Regions from separate parts of the Homo sapiens genome. Here all the other regions are linked to region 2. Evidence: chromatin contacts called from ENCODE Hi-C or POLR2A ChIA-PET data. All regions are on one chromosome and are shown on one strand. Each heading gives the region's core, a stretch centred on a gene start or an enhancer-like site at or near the end of the contact. The rest is flanking DNA. Distances are from core to core; before and after follow the strand shown.

The links. Hi-C counts contacts between places; a loop is a spot of excess contacts on that map. ChIA-PET counts read pairs that join two places held with the same protein, here RNA polymerase II (POLR2A). Pooled maps may share reads with other maps.
Region 1: a loop to region 2 is called in a map of naive thymus-derived CD4-positive, alpha-beta T cell, with 7 times the contacts of the local background. The contact joins the promoter of CPNE1 here to the promoter of MMP24OS in region 2. A Hi-C loop is called at or near these places in 1 of 168 maps with a recorded cell type or tissue (naive thymus-derived CD4-positive, alpha-beta T cell) and 8 of 50 pooled maps. POLR2A ChIA-PET finds 5 or more read pairs at or near these places in 5 of 52 experiments (CD4-positive, alpha-beta T cell, Caco-2, MCF 10A and 2 more).
Region 3: a loop to region 2 is called in a map of B cell, with 10 times the contacts of the local background. The contact joins the promoter of ERGIC3 here to the promoter of MMP24OS in region 2. A Hi-C loop is called at or near these places in 2 of 168 maps with a recorded cell type or tissue (B cell and naive thymus-derived CD4-positive, alpha-beta T cell), 4 of 37 single-sample maps with no recorded cell type and 10 of 50 pooled maps. POLR2A ChIA-PET finds 5 or more read pairs at or near these places in 4 of 52 experiments (BJ, Caco-2, HepG2 and 1 more).
Region 4: a loop to region 2 is called in a pooled map, with 5 times the contacts of the local background. The contact joins the promoter of ROMO1 here to the promoter of MMP24OS in region 2. A Hi-C loop is called at or near these places in 5 of 50 pooled maps. POLR2A ChIA-PET finds 5 or more read pairs at or near these places in 3 of 52 experiments (PC-9, activated CD4-positive, alpha-beta T cell and activated T-cell).

What each region holds. Positions count from the first base shown.
Region 1 is chr20:35,663,288-35,666,460 of GRCh38, forward strand. It overlaps CPNE1 (copine 1), which reads right to left and starts at 1,613. Exons shown (of 16, transcript NM_152925.3): 1 at 1,473-1,613. It overlaps RBM12 (RNA binding motif protein 12), which reads right to left and starts at 1,613. Exons shown (of 3, transcript NM_006047.6): 1 at 1,473-1,613. RefSeq lists enhancers at 322-441, 436-941, 782-831, 1,152-1,261, 1,446-1,950 and 1 more and a silencer at 1,180-1,474.
Region 2 is chr20:35,276,768-35,280,185 of GRCh38, forward strand. MMP24OS (MMP24 opposite strand) reads right to left here and starts at 1,355. Exons shown (of 2, transcript NM_001355003.2): 1 at 1,242-1,355; 2 at 1-1,165. The coding sequence starts at 1,162. The coding sequence ends at 947. MMP24-AS1-EDEM2 (MMP24-AS1-EDEM2 readthrough) reads right to left here and starts at 1,355. Exons shown (of 15, transcript NM_001355008.2): 1 at 1,279-1,355. It overlaps MMP24 (matrix metallopeptidase 24), which reads left to right. Exons shown (of 9, transcript NM_006690.4): 9 at 1-231. EIF6 (eukaryotic translation initiation factor 6) reads right to left here. Exons shown (of 7, transcript NM_002212.4): 5 at 3,175-3,351; 6 at 2,799-2,980; 7 at 2,151-2,439. The coding sequence ends at 2,430. RefSeq lists enhancers at 485-584, 705-874 and silencers at 1,005-1,224, 1,315-1,534.
Region 3 is chr20:35,540,304-35,543,622 of GRCh38, forward strand. ERGIC3 (ERGIC and golgi 3) reads left to right here and starts at 1,775. Exons shown (of 13, transcript NM_015966.3): 1 at 1,775-1,882; 2 at 2,020-2,090; 3 at 2,210-2,297; 4 at 2,519-2,638. The coding sequence starts at 1,795. RefSeq lists an enhancer at 1,447-1,536.
Region 4 is chr20:35,697,451-35,700,765 of GRCh38, forward strand. It overlaps ROMO1 (reactive oxygen species modulator 1), which reads left to right and starts at 1,955. Exons shown (of 3, transcript NM_080748.3): 1 at 1,955-2,006; 2 at 2,183-2,313. The coding sequence starts at 2,183. It overlaps NFS1 (NFS1 cysteine desulfurase), which reads right to left and starts at 1,902. Exons shown (of 13, transcript NM_021100.5): 1 at 1,742-1,902; 2 at 1,031-1,140; 3 at 234-350. The coding sequence starts at 1,838. RefSeq lists enhancers at 1,469-2,128, 2,129-2,788, 2,360-2,579 and a silencer at 1,680-1,869.

The DNA of each region.
Region 1 (3,173 bases), core at 363-2,862, 390 kb after region 2:
GACTTGAGGGATTTTTCTCGACTGCAAATGCTCTGAGATGCATTAACAATATACACTAGTTAACAAGGTCCCAGACAATTCTTGTTGCTAAGACTGCATTTTGCAAAAATTACACCATTTCAAACCATTCAAGCAAGAAGCTCTAAAATACTGCAGTCACAAGCCTAGCCTCTCCCTTCAACAAACCTTCAGTTGCCATCACACTTTTTTCCAGTGGGTTATACTGACTCTATTATTGAATAATATAAAACGGTCCCTACCAACTTCTTCAATTTATATTAGGTTATCTCTGAGAATCCTGGAGCCAAGGAGGGTTTTAGGGCCCAGAAATCTCTTAAAGTCTGCAATTCTCAGCATGACACCACGCAGATGAGTAAATGTTTAGCACTTAATACTGAGTAACCCTCACAAGAGCCCCTCAGATTTGTCACTATAAAGCACACGTTGGAGGCACACAAAAAGCCCGTACGTTTACAACCTAGCAGCTAAGCCTGCTGCACTGGCGTCCAACCCCGTCACTAACCTGTAGATCCTCAAAGTCCCTCCCACCACCCAATTCACGTGGCTGCAAACTAATGCAGCCAAGCTTCAGAGAAACTCAATTAACTCTCCATCAAAAGCACCCACCCTCCGCAGCCCACTGGATCTCGTCCTCCTGAAATGCCACAGGATCCTCTCCCGAGGGAGCCGTAAATGTGCTGCTCACAGCAGCCCCTTCCCTACTGGGGGACCAAAGGCCTGGCATCTTACTACAATTCTCAGAGCCTCAGGAGGCGTACTCACCCCACCCCCTCACCTCCTAGCTTCAGACGCCGGCTTCTCAAAACTGCTACACCCTCGAGTAAAGCCCCTCCCCAGCAATGGACCTCGGAGGCATTTCACTGCAAACCCCTCCACCTTCAGGCCACGAAGGCGGCCGGTTGTGACACTTCCTTTCTGAACTCACAGGAGTGTACCGACTACAGCTTCCTCCCCACAGGTGTGACCTGGGTCCCCTTTTGCTGGTAGGCCACAAAGGCCTCCTTTCCATTTCGGGTTGAAGGAGTGTCCTCACTACGATTATCTCCCCACCTCCAGGCACAGAGATGTAGTTATAACCTCTGCTTCACTGGGGGAGACAAGAAATCCTCCGTACTCGGGATGTAGGCGTGTTTTTACTGCAGTCCCCGTTAGCTCGCAGGCCGCTGAGCCAGCCAGCTCTGGCCTGCCCCCTCTCAGACCACGGGGGAGTCCTCGCTATGGCCTCGTCCCCACTTCGGTACGCAGGCTCATCCTCTTGCGTCCTCCTTGCATCCTCTCAGATCTCAGAGGCCTAAGTGGCATCCCACTCCCCCTGCAGCCCTGCCTCGACCCTTTGTGTGGGGCGCTAGTTGCCGCGGGCTCGAAGGCCTCCGAAGGCCCCGCCCCGGGCCACCAAGGGGCACCACGAGCCCCGCACAGCCCCACCCGTTCAGGGGCTGCGGGAGTCTTACCGGGGAAAGCTGCGCGGCACCAGAACCCAGACCCCGAATTACCCCCCGCGCGAGTGCCTCCGCCCCGCGGCCGACAGCCCCAGCCCGAACGGCTTCCCGGAGCCCAACGCAGCCACCACCTCCTTCGCCGCTTCACAAAATGGCCGTCGGCCCGCTCAGCGGCTCCGCGTTCCAGAAGGGGGAGGAACGGCGTGGTTGACGTCAAGGGGCCGCGCAAGCGCGCTGACGGTCTCGGGCGATCTCCCGGAAGTTACTGGGTTTTGTGCTAAGAGGGGGATATTCAGTCCCTGCTTGCGACTGTTGGCGCACAGGACCGACCTTGGGCTAGTGGCCCTGGCGGGTGGGCTGGGTATGAGTGTCTAGCTTGGCCCTTCACTGCAAGACTGTGCAAATTGCTTCACGTCTTCCAGTTTCCGCGGAAGGAGCGAATTGTGCTTACCTCTAAGTTTTTTGAGGATTAAATGGACCACAACGTGGTGGCTAGTTATTATATCCTGACAAAACAGCCAAAACCTGATTCTTTTTTCCCATTTAAGAGTTTATACAGGCCGGGGGCCGGGCGCGGTGGCTCACGCCTGTAATCCCAGCACTTTGGGAGGCCGAGGCGGGCGGATCACGAGGTCGGGAGATCGAGACCATCCTGGCTAACACGGTGAAACCCCGTCTCTTCTAAAAAATACAAAAAATTAGCCGGGCGTGGTGGCGGGCACCTGTAGTCCCAGCTACTCGGGAGGCTGAGGCAGGAGAATAGCGTGAACCTGGGAGGCGGAGCTTGCAGTGAGCCGAGATTGCGCCACTGCACTCCGGCCTGGGCGAAAGAGCAAGACTCCATCTCAAAAAAAAAAAAAAAAAAAAAAAAAGTTTATACAGGCCGAGCGCGGTGGCTCACGCCTATAATCCCAGCACTTTGGGAGTCCGAGAAGGGCGGATCATGAGGTCAGGAGTTCGAGACCGGTCTGGCCAACAAGGCAAAACCCAGCCTCTACTAAAAATACAAAAACTAGCTGGGTGTGGTGGCGGTGCTTGTGGTCCCAGCTACTTGGGAGGCTGAGGCAGGAGAATCGCTTGAACCCGGGAGGTGGAGGTTGCAGTGAGCCCAGATGGCGCCATTGCACTCCACCCTGGATGACAAAAGCGAAACTTCGTCTCAGAAAAAAAAACAAAAAAAGAGTTTTAATCTAGGGCAGGGCGCAGTGGCTCACGCCTGTAATCCCAGCATTTTGGGAAGCCGAGGCGGGCGGATTACCTGAGGTCAGGGGTTCAAGACCAGCATGGCCAACATGGCGAAACCTCGTCTCTACTAAAAATACAAACATTAGCTGGGCGTGCTGGCTGGCGCCTGTGGTCCCAGCTACCAGGGTGGCTGAGGCAGGAGAATCGCCTGAATCCGGGAGGTGGCGGTTACAGTGAGCCAAGATAACGCCATAGCACTCCAGCCTAGGCGACAGAGCAAGATTCCGTCTCAAAAAAAAAAAAAAAATTAAATCCATCGTGACCCCTCCACGGCTTCACTATAGTATTATTTTATTATAGAAAAAGCTATTCTCTGGCTGGGCGTGGTGGCTTACGCCTGTAATCCCAGCACTTTGGGAAGCCGAGGTGGGAGGATCACGAGGTCAGGGGATGGAGACCATCAGGAGAGCGAGACTACATCTCAAAAAAAAAAAAAAAGAAAGCTGTTCTCAAGCCGCTTTGGGCCTA
Region 2 (3,418 bases), core at 105-2,604:
CAGAGGGCTCAGCCTAGAGGCTTCCAATCTCAGATTCTCCTGCCTGTGGTCATCTGTTTGTCCATCACCCCAGGACAGGGCAGACAGAGGGGCAAAGCACTGGGGGCCCCAGAGCCTAGCTTCCCCTCAGCCTGGGGGACATCACAGCATTTCAGTGTCAGTCACATTTTAAACTGATCAGCCTTTGTATAATGTTTTTTAAATCATTTCTAAATAAAACAGAAATACAGAGTGTGTCATTTCCCTGGGATGAGGGAACAAAGATCAGGTTCCAAGAGTAACCTTAGGACGCTCTGGGAAGAGAACCGGGTCCTTTGGGGTGTCTGGGAGCTGCCCACCCATCTCCTCTGCCAGACCGGCGGTCAGATAGCCTCCCTCTACAACAGGCTGGCCCTGGGGGCCCAGGGTTATTGGGGTTCCAGGAACACAGCCTGATGATGCCTCCTTACGATCCAGGATGGAGAGCAGCCCCCCCAGGAGTATGGGGAGGGTCACTGTGGCACGGGCTTCTCCATGACCTGGGACATGACCTGGGACACATAGTCAAGAGCACGGTTATCAGCAATACAGATATTAATAAAAGGCAGACGAAGTCAGGAGGTCAGCAACTTTGCGGGCTTACCAGGAGGCCTGTCCTGCCTCTGGAAGCCAGCGACAGAGAGGGATGCCCCCGACCCAGCCAGCCGGAGAAAGGGATGGGGTGGTCACGAAGGTCTGAGCTGGGTCTGGGTGTAGGCTGGGAAGCAGGCTGGGGTGTAGACTGCGAAGGCGGCCCTGCCGGGACTTCTTTCCAGTCCCCGGCGACCTCTTCGAATTCTCTGCTATCTCTGGGGAGCCTCGGGTGGGAGGGGGTGTAAGAGACGCAGGGACGTGGGGAGAGGAGACAAGGCAGGCAAGAACCACAGGGGACGGCGGACAGACGGGCGACATCCTGCGGAGGACGCCGTCAGTACCAGGAAGTGCAGGCGATGAGGAAGCGCACGTCGTCCAGCGGCCCCCACGGGCTGGGCTCGGGCTGGGGCTGGGGCTGGGGCTGGGGCTGGGGCTGGGGCGGATGCCGGGGCTGTTCCGGGCCCTCCGGCGCCGCAGGCTGGGGCTGGGGCTGGGGCTGGGTTTGCGCAGGCTCCGGGGCGCCGCGGCCGCCGCTTAGCTGAGCCCCCATGGTCTGCAAGAAGAGAAGCCCTTTAAGGTCTGGGTCGCCGGGACACCCCGCTAGGGCCCCGCCCCGGCTCTGCCCTCACCTCTCGCAGCCAGACCCGCGGGTCTCCCGGAACCCACCTCGGCGTCGGGAGGAGCTGGCGCCGTGACGCCACCACCGCGTACCGACCTCACCCTCCGTGCGTTGGAGCGGAAAGAAGGGACTCGACCCTGTGCTTCGGGGCGGGGCTCCGCGACCGTCCCCCGCCAATCCCGCCCCAGCGCCTCAAGGCCCCGCCCCGCGCAAGGGGACGGAATGCACCCCAACAGCCTCCAAGACGCCCAGGCCAGGAGGACGCTGGGAACCCGCTGCCCCGCCCCACGCCCACCCAGGAAAAGACCTGCAACCTCCATCCACCTTAGTCAAAGAATGCCCCGAAGCCAGATGCCCCAGAGCTCTCACAGGGGACTTGCCCAGCTCAGGGGAAAATCGGAACGGACTCTCTGCCTTTCAAGGCCAGAGAAGACCGGCGCAGAAGTCGGGTGAAAACTGTGAGAACTAGACCGGGCGCCGTGGCTCACGCCTGTAATCCCAACACTTTGGGAGGCCGAGGCGGTGGGTCGCTTGAGTTCAGGAGTATAAACCAGCCTGGGCAACACAGTGACTTCGTTTCTACAAAAAAATAAACGAGGCGAGAGGATCGCTTGAGCCCAACAGGTCAAGGCTACAGTGAGCCATCCTTGCGTCACAACACTCCAGCCTGGGTGACAGAGGGAGACACTGCCTCAAAAAGAAAAAAGAAAAAAGGAGAACTGTAGTGGAGAGTGTTTCTTGCCCCAGGATGAAGCCTCACATCCTGATGGTAGAGGAGAAGGGAATGGCGTGTGTGGAGGTGGTGAACTGGGTTGGGTGTGTGTTGTGTTCATCCCACCCTATCTTCCCAGAATGCTGGAACAACTGGAGAGTGCAGGGATTGTACACAGGCTGAGGGCCCCAAACATCACATTCAGAATGGCCCGGAGGGAACTGCACTTTAATGGGGTGGCACAGGACAGCAGAACCCTCAGCCAGCAGCCACAGGGCCTGCCAGCCAGCACAACAGAGCAGGTTTTTGCAGTAATGATAGATCCAGGCGATAAGCACAGGTGGAAAAGGGTTGGGTGCCCAGCCCCTCAGTCCCAGTGAGCTCTCTGCCACCTCCCTGCCAGCATCCGGTACAGATTGGGCGGAATGTGGAGAAGGTTGGCCACAGTCCAGAGCCAGGAGCCCATGGAACAACTTGGAAGGTGACTCAGGTGAGGCTGAAGAGAAAGGAAAGCGCACGGTCAGTAGCTGTTTCACAGAGCCCACCTCACTCTCAAGTGAGGTGCCTGCCTCAGCCCTCATCCCGGGACCAGCTCTGACAAGCTGCTCAAGCAGCTACTGCTCTAGTATCCTAGCCCTGAAAAACCACAAAGATGAGGATTAGCAGATGCTCAAGAAATATTTTTTGAATATGCTGGCTCTTATCTGCTCAGCAGTGTACAGATATGCTCTCACACTCGAGAAGCTACCAGAACAAACTGGTAGGCTCCCATTCTAGATGACATCTTTTCCCCATACTCTCAAAATGCAAGTTAACCCCCAACCCTGAGCAGAAGAAAGGAGAGGCCCCAGGTACCTGTCAATGAGGGAATCCCGCATGCTGGTGGCAATGGTGCTAGGCTGGGCTTCATTCAGCTTGAAGACACTCTCCACCACTGACAGCTCTGTGCTGGTTGTGTCCAGGCCACAGAAGGCACACCAGTCATTCACCACCATCCCAGCAGCAATCACCTCACTGCCTCGGTTCACAGTCCCCGCCTGCCAAGGGATGGGCTCAATGTGAGTCACGGCACCAAATTCTCTCCCTCCTCAATGAAGACTCTCCCCAAACCCTGCTCCTCCCTGACCTGCAGCCCCAGTCCCAAACTGTGGCAGGTAATGACCCAGACTCCCAAACACTAGGCAAAAGGATCTGCCTCGGGAGACGGGGTTCAGAGGACAGGAATGCTTACCACAAGGGGGACTTGAAGAAGAGAGGACAGCTCATCCTGGTCTTCAATTGAAGTCTTGGGATGCACCAGCCCTCCCTGATTGCTGAAGACACAGTAGCTTCCTACTAGCACCTGGTCGGCCACTGTCTGTCTGAAGACTTCCACCTTGAGCACATCTGCCAGAATTTCTTCTGTCTCCTGTCAATCAAAGATATTGTGTTCAGGGCTCAGAACTTACAGCCCCAGAACCAAGGTTCTCCATGCC
Region 3 (3,319 bases), core at 525-3,024, 260 kb after region 2:
ACTATAGACGCATGCCACCACACCTGGCTAATTTTTTTATTTTTATTTTTATTTTTGGAGACAGAATCTCACTCTGTCGCCCAGGCTGGAATGCAATGGCATGATCTCGGCTCACTGCAACCTCCGCCTCCCAGGTTCAAGCGATTCTCCTGCCTCGGACTCACAAGTAGCTGGGTTTACAGGAGCACACTACCACGCCTGGCTAATTTTTGTATTTTTAGTAGAGATGGGGTTTCACCATGTTGACCAGGCTGGTCTCAAACTCCTGAACTCAAGTGATGCTTCCTGGCTCGGCCTCCTGAAGTGCTAGGGTTACAGATGTAGTTTTTAAAGTTTTTGTAGAGTGGGGTCTTGCTGTGTTGCCCAGGCTGGTCTTAGACTCCTGGCCTCATGTGATCCTCCTCGGTCTCCCAAAGTGCTGTGATTACAGGTGTGAGCCATTGTGCCCAGCCCAATTTTTAATTAAAAAATGGAATGATGGAATGCACATTACTTTGCATCTTTTCCCCCTTAAAAATACATTCTTAGTATACCTAAAGGAGTAAATCTACCTCATTCTTTTGAAAAGTGGCCTAATATTCCATAGAATGGGTGTATCGTGATTTATTCAATTTATTTAATGTATCAGTGGGCATTCTGGCTGGTTCCAGATTTTTGCCATTGAACAATCTCATGCATACATCTTTATGATGTGGTGCACTTAAAATCTTTAAGAGACAGATTCAATATCTTAAGGTGTAACAACCACCCAGATCATGGTACTTTTATCCTTATATTAAAATTTTTTTCTGTTAACCTTGGATAGCTGCTTACATATTTTTTCTTTTTCAAAATTTTTCTATTAACCTTGACATGGTGCTTTTACTTCCTAAAGTGGAATTCCTGTATGAAAGCCTATGAGCTTTTATATCTTACTCATTGCAGCTGCATTACTGTGGGAGCTGTCCCTCTAGAGACACTGGGCTGCAATGGGAAGTGTCAGGGAGAGCTTAAGCTCCATATCACTTGAGTCTAAACCTGGAGGGATAGAGCGTGTCCGTGAGGATCCCAGGGCCTGGAGAGCAATTTAGGGTAATATTCAGAAAGCAGCGCTCAGGAGAAGCACTGGGACGCTGTTTAGGTAAAATCAACCCAAAAGACCCTGATTCCCAGAGTACTTTGAGGTCCAGAAGAACTGGGCTGGAAGCAGGTCCTGCTATTAATTGGCTGTGATCTTGGGCAAGTTATTTAACTTCTCCAGGTCACAGTTTGCTCTTTGGAAAACGGAGATAAGTCACACCTGCTTTCAGGGCGGACACCCTTACTTTACATCAGAATCATCCGATGCCATTCCTAGCGTTTCGGCTTCAGTAGGTGGGAATCAATTATTTGCATTTCTAATAGGTAATCAGTTGATAATGATGCGGCCGGTCCGGTACACTCGAAAAACCACTGTTCCAGGATATTCCAAGATGTTCCAAGAGTCTTAAACACCTGGTGCAGTTCCGAGCACAAGGCACACGAACGGTGCTATTAGCGTTTCTAACCCCGCAGAGAACTCCTCGCACCCCAGTCCTCAAAATCCCGCCCCGGACAGCGGAGGCCGGGGCAGTAGCTTCCAGACCCAATTGCCCGCGCAAGGGGGCGTGGCAGCATCGTTGGGCGGGGCCGCCTGTAAGAGAACGCGGCTAAAGGTGGGGCCAAGCGTGCGGTTTGCTGCGCCTGCGTGAGGAAAAAGAGGGGGGCGTGGCTCCAGGCCGGAAGAGGGAGTCTGTAGGGGCGGGCCGGCTGGCGTCCCCTTTCCGGCCGGTCCCCATGGAGGCGCTGGGGAAGCTGAAGCAGTTCGATGCCTACCCCAAGACTTTGGAGGACTTCCGGGTCAAGACCTGCGGGGGCGCCACCGGTAGGCCGCAGCGGGGCCGGGGTCGCGTGGAGGGGGGCGTCCTAGAGCTTAGCCCGGGCTCCTGGACTCTGACTGGCCTGCCGGTGTCTGAGGGAGCGGATTCGAGGCCATTCTGACCCTCGCCCCTTGTCCTGCAGTGACCATTGTCAGTGGCCTTCTCATGCTGCTACTGTTCCTGTCCGAGCTGCAGTATTACCTCACCACGGAGGTAAGGGGCGGGGCTTAGTGCGTGGGCGGGGCTTGGCATTCTAGGAGTAGGACCTTTAGGGGTGGGAGTGGGGAAGGAGAGGTTTGGGGCTAAGTCTTACTGAGGTAGCGCTGCCCCAGGTGCATCCTGAGCTCTACGTGGACAAGTCGCGGGGAGATAAACTGAAGATCAACATCGATGTACTTTTTCCGCACATGCCTTGTGCCTGTGAGTACCTCACCATGGGTGGGACTGGAGAGACCCAGGGTTCTCATGTGGGCTGCCAGATTCACACCTCCACCCTTAGGTTCTGGACTGGACCCCAGGACAACCTCCTTCTCCTCATCCCGTTCTGCCCCAAGACAGGCCCAGTATCCCCTTCCCCTCCAAAACCCACATCCCCTTGTCCCTAGGGTCCCAGTACCTTAGCCTGATTTTCCTGCTTCCAGATCTGAGTATTGATGCCATGGATGTGGCCGGAGAACAGCAGCTGGATGTGGAACACAACCTGTTCAAGCAACGACTAGATAAAGATGGCATCCCCGTGAGCTCAGAGGCTGAGCGGCATGGTAACCAGGGGAGGGGGCCGGGTCTCAGATCCCAAAGCTGGATGTACCCAAGCCTATCTGCTAGCAAGTGAACTGTGGCAGGCATAGTGATACATTAAACAACTAAGAGCTAGAGAAGTCAAGTGACTTGCCTAGGGTCCCCCAGCTAGTAAGAGTCAGAGTGAGCTAAAATCCTCTATACATATCGAGTCAGGTAATCTACCTGGCTATTATTCTCAGAGGTCCTCAATACCTGCAGATGGTAGTTTGAATACCAGAGGTTTGAAGATAGGTCTTATGTGCTCTTGCCTTGGTAGAACTGTCTAGATGGACCCAGGCTTCTTTGAGTGTTTGCTTTCCCAGCCCATTGGCTTAATTCAGCCCTTAATGCTCTTCCCCTTTGGAATGCAGGTGGTTTAATGAGAATTTAGGTTCTCAAGTCAGATTGCCTGGGTTCACATCTAGCTTTGTCTCCTGCAGTCTGTGAGCTTCAGCTAGAAAGTGGTAATAAAACAGTAGTACCAACCACATGGAATTGTAAGATCAAATGAAGTCATATGTGTAAAATGCCTGGTACAGAGTGGGTACCCACTTTTACCTTCCTTTCCTTTATCTTGGTGGCTTCCCAATTCCCTTCGTTAACTCAGTTTCCCACCACAGCAAACTGTCCTCAAAGCTGGGATTTCTAACACCTTAGAGATT
Region 4 (3,315 bases), core at 705-3,204, 420 kb after region 2:
AATGAGGAAAATAAGGCTCAAAGAAATTAGATAACTTGCCCAAGTCATTTAGCCAGGAAATATGGGAACCAATCAAATGCCTGCAGTCAAACTCCAAGGCTGCTCTTTGAATCTCTTCCAGAAAGAATCCAAAACCATTTCTACCTCCATGCACACCTACCAAGAAAGAAATGCCTCCCACAGGCCACTGCCCCTCTTTGACCTTAGAACCTCCTAGACTCCTGTGTACTAACCTGACGAGCACGTTCCATGGCTGCCTCACTCTCCCAGCCATAAGCATGTGTCCGGGAGTGTGGGTTCCCATAGTAGTTGATTAGGTAAGGGAGCATGGCATCAAGCACCCGGGGGTCCTGAACACAACAGAACAGATCATTTTCCTTGAGCGCATCGTCAATTCAGGTCCCACTCCACCCCTCAGACCTGGCCACCCTGCCTTAAGACACTCTCAACCCCTCAGGCACTGCCTAGAGGAGGCCTCAAACATTCTTTTGTTCCCACAAAACTACCCACCAAATATCAACCTAATACACTCCCACTCACAACCCATCCCAACTCGGATTGTTCTGCCTCCCCTCAGGTAGTCTACAAACACTGCCTTGTTCCGACATCTGTTTCTGCTGGTGTTTCCATTCCTGCCAGGTAATGTGATCTATAAGGGGCTGGGACAGGACAGGGCCTAGGCAAACACCCCTGGTCACACATTGGTGAAAACTTGCATTAGTCTTTTAACCCGTTTAATACTTGTCCAAGTTCACACAGTTACTAAGTGGCCGTTCTGCTCATTCCAGAGCCCATGCTTTTAACTAATACTATAGAGCCTGCGCTGAAGTGATCTGACCAAGGTCAATTGCTAGTGAGTAGTAAAGCCAATGCCAGTGGCCTCGAATTTAAGCCTCCCGACTCCTCGCTCAGTGCTTTTTCCAGCACACCTTCACGGCTCTCACTTCTCCAGGGATTCAGCCATTTCTTTGCGTGATCACGCCCATCATTTACTTCCTATAAGCAGCCTTGGGAAAAGCTTCATCCTTACCAGAGGAGTTGTAGCTTGCACATCCATATAGAGAGGTCGCAGCACTGGCCCCACCTCCGGGGCAGCGGCTGTATCTGCGGGAACCGCAGACTGAGGAGCACGGTCTCCAACTGATAAAAAATGGAACGGAGTAGCCAAGTAAGACCGAAGGCAACTATGAACGCATGGCATCCAAAGGGCAGAAGGAAAAATCTGGCTGGAGGTGAGATAAGTGTAAGGGATGCTAGGGTCGAATCTCAATGGAAAGAAAACAACACCAGATACCTGACACGCTGTAAAAGGAGGTAAGGGAGAGGGAGAGAGGGTTCCTGGAGGGGGTGTTGAGTTGATATTCAAATGGTATCGTAGGAAGGAAGGCTCTAAAGGGCAAAGACGTTTAGAAGGAACGTGGAGCCAGAGTAGGTGCAGTCCCTTCTGACCGAAGGTAACGGTCTGCACGGGAGCCCGGAGCAGCATCTGTAACTTGGCCAGGAGCGGTCTGAAGGACGCGCCTCCACGGCTCTGGGGGCCTGTCGCGCAGGGTGCGAGGGGTGGTGCGCCGGGGTCAACCGTTCGGGGACCCGCCTAAGAAAGTTTGAGGGATGTGTCATTTGAGAGAAGGGTCAGAGGGTCTGGGCAGCAGGGTGGACAGGAAGGCTCCGGAATATTCAGTTGCGTCGCCGCGCGGAGGGGACAGGTCCGCGCCTCCCGGAGAGCGGGACCCGAGCGTACCGCGCAGGCGCAGCCCCCGAGTGGGCGCCGCGGGCTTCGGCCCTGGAGCCGCTGTCACCGCCACTGCCGCCCGCCTCCAAGCGGCTCGGAGCAGCATGGTCCCGCTGGCAGAGCCCACCTTCCGAAGCCGCTGCAGTCCTGGGCCCCAGGCTCCCGGAAGTGCTGCCCGGCGCTCCGGAAGCGATTCATCGGGCCGCGAGCGCCCTCCCCGTCGTTTTCCGTGAGAGACGTAGAGCTGAGCGACCCAGCCCGCGAGCGAGGTGAGGTAGGCGCCGGGCGACGCGGGGCCGGAACGCGAAGAGGGTGGTGGAGTCGGGCTACCCACTGATTTTCCTTCCCTTACTTCCCCTGAGCCCTTGGGCCCACTTCCCAGCCTACCGCTTCCGTCCCCGCCCGACTCTTGGGCCAGCGCCTGGGCCCACACTTTCCTATCCCCCGCAGATGCCGGTGGCCGTGGGTCCCTACGGACAGTCCCAGCCAAGCTGCTTCGACCGTGTCAAAATGGGCTTCGTGATGGGTTGCGCCGTGGGCATGGCGGCCGGGGCGCTCTTCGGCACCTTTTCCTGTCTCAGGTGAGGGGCGCGGGCGGTGATCTCTGGGCAGGACAACCAGACCTTCCGGCCCTGCCCCATTCGGCCTGGAGCCTGAACACAGCCTCCTTCTTTCGACTTCCCTCTCTGTCCCCTCGCGAGCCAGACTCATTCCAAACCACCTTCAATCTGTAAAGTCAGGTTGGAAGCGTCAGTGCTTAAGAATTTGAGCTTTAGAGTCAAAATGCTTTCTGGCCCTTTTCTTACTGGTTCGGTGACTTTAGGCAAGTTGGAGACTGGGTTTCCTTAAGTGTAGAATGAAGACAGTAGCATCTAACTTATAGAGTTGTAAAAATTCGATCAGCACACTTTGCACAGCATCTGGCACATATTAAGTGCTCAGTAACTAGTTACTACTGTTGCTTTTATTTTTTTTTCCAATTGCGCATAAGGAAAGAAACTCGTTCAGCGGTTTTACTATTCTGGATACAGGATACAGAGATAAAGCAGTTAAACTTTACACTCTAAAGGTCATTTTCACATTTAGAGGCTGTTATTGCCATATCCCTAGATTGTAAATTATCATTTACAGAGCACTTACTCTATGTTAAGCACTGTGCTAAATACTGTAGTTTTCAAAATCCTGTAAATAATGTTGAGATGCCCATTTTACACTTGACACTATGTGTAAATTGTAGAGCTGACTCTTGAACCCCCACCTTACTCCAAAATCATTAACACCAAGAAACTAAAAGACAGATGTCTTTATTGGGTCTTAAACTGCAGGCAACACCAGTCAAAAAAGCTGGTTTCTCTATGTATTTTACACTGCATCTGCTGCCTCCCACAAACTGAAGGCAGTTAATACGACATCCACCAGAAAAATACCCTGGAGACCCAGATGGATCTTTTTCCTTCTCATTACCCACCCCAGGTAGTAAGATATAATATCCAGTAAGTGGAAAATCAGATGTAGGGGTTGCTAGACTAGTGTTAGCAAAAAATTGGAAAGGAGCAGTTAATACTCTTTCTGATATTTTTGTT